Regions from separate parts of the Mus musculus genome. Here region 2 is linked to region 1. Evidence: chromatin contacts called from ENCODE Hi-C or POLR2A ChIA-PET data. All regions are on one chromosome and are shown on one strand. The core of a region is the stretch at or near the end of the contact, and the rest is flanking DNA. Distances in the headings are between cores, read along the strand shown. Region 1 holds the start of Pin4 (protein (peptidyl-prolyl cis/trans isomerase) NIMA-interacting, 4 (parvulin)). Region 2 holds the start of Ercc6l (excision repair cross-complementing rodent repair deficiency complementation group 6 like).

What was found. Hi-C counts contacts between places; a loop is a spot of excess contacts on that map. ChIA-PET counts read pairs that join two places held with the same protein, here RNA polymerase II (POLR2A).
Region 2: a loop to region 1 is called in a map of heart, with 5 times the contacts of the local background. The contact joins the promoter of Ercc6l here to the promoter of Pin4 in region 1. A Hi-C loop is called at or near these places in 5 of 37 maps with a recorded cell type or tissue (gastrocnemius, heart and left cerebral cortex). POLR2A ChIA-PET finds 5 or more read pairs at or near these places in 3 of 5 experiments (Patski and embryonic stem cell).

What each region holds. Positions count from the first base shown.
Region 1 is chrX:102,118,177-102,120,981 of GRCm38, forward strand. It overlaps Pin4 (protein (peptidyl-prolyl cis/trans isomerase) NIMA-interacting, 4 (parvulin)), which reads left to right and starts at 1,293. Exons shown (of 4, transcript NM_027181.2): 1 at 1,293-1,388. The coding sequence starts at 1,346.
Region 2 is chrX:102,155,822-102,158,638 of GRCm38, forward strand. It overlaps Ercc6l (excision repair cross-complementing rodent repair deficiency complementation group 6 like), which reads right to left and starts at 1,270. Exons shown (of 2, transcript NM_146235.3): 1 at 1,087-1,270. The coding sequence starts at 1,154.

The DNA of each region.
Region 1 (2,805 bases), core at 43-2,542:
GCTACTAAGCAAGACCTGGTCTCAAAAAGAGAGACTGAGTGAGAAAGAGAGATCAAGAGCACATTGGGATGCAAATTCAAAAGCTATTCATCTTAAGTAAACGCCCCCAGTTAGTCATCGACTATGAAATTATTTCTCATGATACTCCATAAGCAGATACTTTAACAACACCATCTCGCAGAAGATGGAAACTGAGCCCAAGAGCGTCTTCAAGGTCACAGGACTAGTAGAAGGGGTTTTAAAGCAGGTCATGTGCCTCCAGAATCCAAGCTTTAAATTGCCTTATGCTGTGCTGTCATACAAACTTTGAGCTGGAAGGTGGTGGCACATATCTTAAGCCCCAGCAGTTAGAAGATAGAGGCAGGCAAATCTCTGTGAGTTCCAGGACAGCCAGGGCTACATACAGAGAAACCCTGTATCAAAAGAAAAAAGAAAGGAAGCAAAGAAGGAAGGAAAGAGAAAGGAAGGAAGGAAAAAAGAAAAGAACTCTGGAAAAATACAGAGACATGAATACTATATAGATTGACACGAGTGGTCACATGCTATCCTGCTGAACAGCATTAATGCCTTGTTTGTCTTTTAGGTGCATAGATTATGTTCTCCAGGATATATAACTTTAAAAAATCACATTCTACATCTTGGTCTATAATCTTCCTTAAGGCTATTTCTGTACACACAGCTTATAATCGTTATTTTAAAATTAATTTAGGCTGCTTCCAATGTTTCTCCATGACAGACTTCTGCCTGTCACAGGCAATGGGATGATAGGCTTTAAAAAAAAAATTCCATCTTTTGTACCCCATCAACTACTGCTGCAAAAATATAAACAAACAAGTAAGTAAGAAAAGCCATTAGGGAGTGCAGGTCTGTGTCAGTCGGAGAGAGGACGGAAGAAGGCCATTATCTAAACTCCCTCTGCTGTCCCTTTGTCTAGAATCCCCAAAGCAAAAGCCCACGCCAAAGAACTGCAGTGGCCTGAGGCTCGCACTGCGCATGCACAAAAAAGTGGGCGGGGCGAGAGAGAGCAAAGAACAAGTGCAAATGAGGGCAAGTAAAAGCTTTGAAGAACAGAATAGAGGCTGCGCTTTCTCGTCTCTGGGCAACCTTTGTTCCCGCCTCCCCGTAAGGCTTCGGCTTCTCATTGGTCTAACATCTCTAGCTCCTATAGGTCAAAGAACCAAAGGACTGGGTCTGTTCCAAGCTATGCCTGATTCTGGAACCGCAGCAGAAATAGTTGATTGTGACGCTGCTTTCAGGCATTGCGGAGGACATACCTGTGGGGCCTGAGGGGTCCTTTTGCTAGCACCGGAACAGTTGCCGGAGAGTTCATCCGCCAGCTTAAGAGATGCCGCCGAAGGGGAAAAGTGGTTCTGGAAAAGGAGGGAAAGGTAGACCTGCCGAGACAGTCATGGAGCGAGCGTAGGGGTGGATGGGGAGAAGGACAGGAGTAGACCTGCAGCTGTGTGGGGTGGGGGAGGGAGGTGATCATAAGCCGGACAGCAGGGCCACCGGGAGCACCCTGAGCCGCTGTGGTTTATGTTTGGGCTTCTTGTGGTAAGGAAAGATCAGTGCGTGAGGAGCTGCTGTGGTTCAGGGTATCCATGAGGTTTCAGTGCAGGGACCCTCGTGGCGGGCAATAGAAGCTGCTGGGGATGGTTCCTCGTGACCTGGGGTTTATTCCCACTAAAATTGAATCTGATGAAACGCCAGCAATAAAAGGAAGCCTACACTAGTGATCAATCTAGTCCATCTAGGCCTCTTAACAACTAACAGGACGTACCTCCCCCCCCCTCCCCTCCCCTACACACACACATGAGGAGGGACTCGCTTCTTGAAGACCGTTGTTGGGGACAACATTGTGCTTTCAGGCTAGAAAACTAAGACAACTCTTATTCATCGCTGGACAATGTGGGGAAGATAGTAGCCTCTAAGTACTGTGCCGAATGTAGTTGTGAGAGTTATGTTATAGAAGGTGGAAAGAGGGTAAAGAAACAAACTGGAGATACTTTGGGCAGGCTGAGATAAGCAGCAGCAATAGGGTAAAGAGTCCTCAACCCGGAGAGGCCAGCCCCAAAGGCAGTTTAGTATAGCATCGCTGAAGTAAAACTTCAAAACAAATAAGCAAGTTGGGGAAATTAAAACAGAAGAAAACTAAATCATGAGGTGTGCTGTATATGGTGTTAATTAAGGTTGGTTAGGGGCCAGGAGGTCCTTTAAAGAGATGATTTCAAGCCGGGCAGCGGTAGCGCACACCTTTAATCCTAGCACTTGGGGAGGCAGAGGCAGGTGGATTTCTGAGTTCGAGGCCAGCCTGGTCTACAGAGTGAGTTCCAGGACAGCCAGGGCTACACAGAGAAACCCTGTCTTAAAAACAAACAAACAAACAGAGAGGGGAGAGTAGTGAGGGAGAGAGAGAGAGAGAGAGAGAGAGATGATTTCAGTAGTTCTGGTAAGAGAGAGAGTTGGCCTGAACTAAGATTGTGGTTGTAGGAACCCAGAGAAGAGACAAATAAATGGAGTGTAGTAGAGTGATACCCCAGAGGTCCAAGGAACCAAGATGTTGTAAAGAAAGGTCTGAGAAATGGGTGAGGCACTGCAGAGACATGCCACAGCAGTGGGAGGCTGAGGAGGACCTGAGTGTGAGGTCACCAGGGGTACACTGTCCTTTAGCTGCTCAGCTCCTGTTCATCCATCAGGTGGTACCTGGCTAGCTGACATATGTGTTCCCTTCCACAATTTCTCGCTTGTCGGACTCTCAGAATGTGGTCTCTCTTCCTCACTGGGATACGAGCTCCTTGGCTGCGG
Region 2 (2,817 bases), core at 20-2,519, 38 kb after region 1:
AGTTAGTGGTATGTGGGTCTCTGTGAGTTCAAGGCCAGCCTGATCCACACAGAGAAACCTTGTCTCCAAGGAAAAAAAACCCTACAAGTTAACAACATAAATCTACATACTGTAGAGAGGACTCTGTAGTTAAGAGGACTAGGTGCTTGCTCTTTCAGAGGACTCTGGTTCAGTTCCCAGCACCCACATGGTGGCTCACAACCCTCTGTATCTTCAGTCTCAGGAGGGGATGGCACACACCCCATTATAGTTGTGATCTTTTTTCCTCTACTTAGGGGTGGTTTTGAGCAACCTTTTCATGTGCCTGTTTGCCATTATGTGTTTTTTAAGAGAAATGTCTACAAATCCTTTGCTAATATTTTATGTAGTCTTTTAAAAATTATATAGGCATAGACGGGTGTTTTGCATATGCGCGCGCGGGGCGGGGGTGGGGGGGCGCATGTACATCACATAGGTACCAGAACATAGGATCCTGTAGGACTGGAGTTACATAATGGTTGTGAGCTACTATGTGGGTGCTGGGAATTGAACCTGGGTCTTCTGGAAGAGCAGTCAGTGCTCTTAACCTCTGAGTCATCTCTCCAGCCCTGCACTACAATTTTTAATAGTTAAATATTCCAACCTAGGCATCTGGTGAAAGCGTATTCATTCACTGGGCTTAATGGTTCCTTTGGGGGCATATGTCTTCCCTTCGTAACTGGACCCCCTTTCTTTTAATGGCAGCACTCTGGTCGGGAAATAAAACATTTTACAGCATCCATCAAACACCATAAAGTATTTCTGTTTCAGATCCCATTTTCACTACCCAATTGCTAACAACTTAGGGACTATTTTTCCTCTTTTCTCCCAGGTCTGGCGGTTGGCGAGTTAGAAAGACTCAAAGATTTCATCAGTTAATTAAAATTCAGGCTCTTAAAGAGTTCATACTCAAGAGTTATTTGACTTACGAGTGACTTGGCAGGGCGAGCTCCCCGAAATAGAAATCTGGTCAAAGCCACAGCAGATCCTAGGGGGAGGTGGGAGCCACTCCACCTCAACCCCAGGCCAGGGACTGCAAGTTCGACCCGTCCGGAGACCCAAACATACCTCAGGTAACTCTCGGCCAGTTGTGGGCTCAAAGTCTCCACTTCCGCTAAGCCTTGGGAAGCCTCCATGGCCAGGGAATCCGGAGAGCCCAGGAAAGGAGACTCCCAGTTAAAACCGCGCTTGAATTTCGCTCGCTCCCGCCTTACCCAGGCTGGGCTCACGCACTAGACTGGTAGAGCCAACTGCCCGCCTCGCGGCGGGCCAATCCGGGATCTGGCGCTCGAGCGCGGTTTCCTGAGCCCCGCCCAGGAAGGTCTTGCGCCTGCGCCCTCGAGCACTGGCGCTAGCTAGCTACGTTAGCTAGAGTGGCCTTACGTTTTGGGTTTTTTTTTTTTTTTTTTTGGAGGGGGGGGGGGCTGCTGATTCACGTGACCGGTGGTGGTTTCAGTTCCGTCCTAACTGCGTGGCGGTGAGTGTGAATGTTGAGTAATGAGAGCGAAGGGAAGGAGTTAAGAGCGTGAGTAAAATGCGCGCTTGTTTCTCTTGTCCTTGTGAGTGGAGGCTGTCTTATTGTACTGGCCCATAGAGGTCTCCATTGCCCCCTTTTCCTCCCCGCCAGTGCCTGGCACTGAACATACTTGGAATTCACACACCTAGAAGTGCAATCCTGCAACTTAAAGCTGACACTGAAGAAGGATTTTCAAAGACAAAGCCTAAGCCGCTCGTGGTGGTGCACACCTCTGATAACAGTGCTTAGGAGGCAGAGGCAGGAGGATCTCAAGATCTAGTCCAGACTGAGCTTGCATATAAACAAGACCCTGTCTCAGAAGTACACACACAAACACACACGCCCTTATTTACGCAATACCAAATAGAGTAGAGGTTATTTATGTATTTGAGAGGTTGGGAAGGGGACATGATAAGAGTTGAATGGGAATGAATGGCTTACAGATTACTCATATATGAAATGATGAAAAAATTAAATGTAAAAAAATAATAATAGCTAGATTTGGTGGCACAAGCCTGTTGGGTTTCAGATCCGGGACAAGTAGCTGAGGTGCATATATAACATACCAAAGTGGACCTGGCCTTCAGGTTCTCCCACCATCCTTCATCCTTGTTACAGGGCATGACTGGCAAACCCCACCCTCTACACTGAACTTTCCAACCCAGAGGCTGGGCCACCCAGCAGCTCTTCATTATGTAATACAGACCTTTTTGGTTTTCCCTCTCTTTTCTCTCTGCATGCCTGCTTTCTCTCTCCCCCTTCTCTGCCTATCTTTCCATGGTGACTTCACTGACACCCCCCTCCTGTATGGTGAATGAACCTGCCTGGAGGCTGCCCCCAATAAACCTGCCTTTATACTTTAATTTGGCCTGAATTGGCTTATTTTGTTCGTGGAGATACCAAAGCCTAGGGTTCCAGCACCTTTGAGGTTGACGCAGAAGGATTACAGATTCAAAATCCATTCAGGCCAACCCAAGCCACTTAGTGAGACCCTGTGAGTGCTGGGGCTATATCTCAGTAGTAGAGCATTTGCTTAGCTCTGTGACTCTATGGCTTCTTTCATTTTGTGAAGATAAACAAATAAGTGCAATTATAATGTGGTTATCCCCTTCAGAAGTTCTAGTTAAGATGCAGTCATTTTCAAAGGCAAAGCTCAGGCCTTAGGGAAATGGAAAAGATACATAAGAGGTCGAGAGCCAACAAAAATTATTCTGGTTTATATATTACTAAGAAAGCCACTCCTGAAGCCCAGAACTCTGGAAACTGAGATAGGATTATGATGA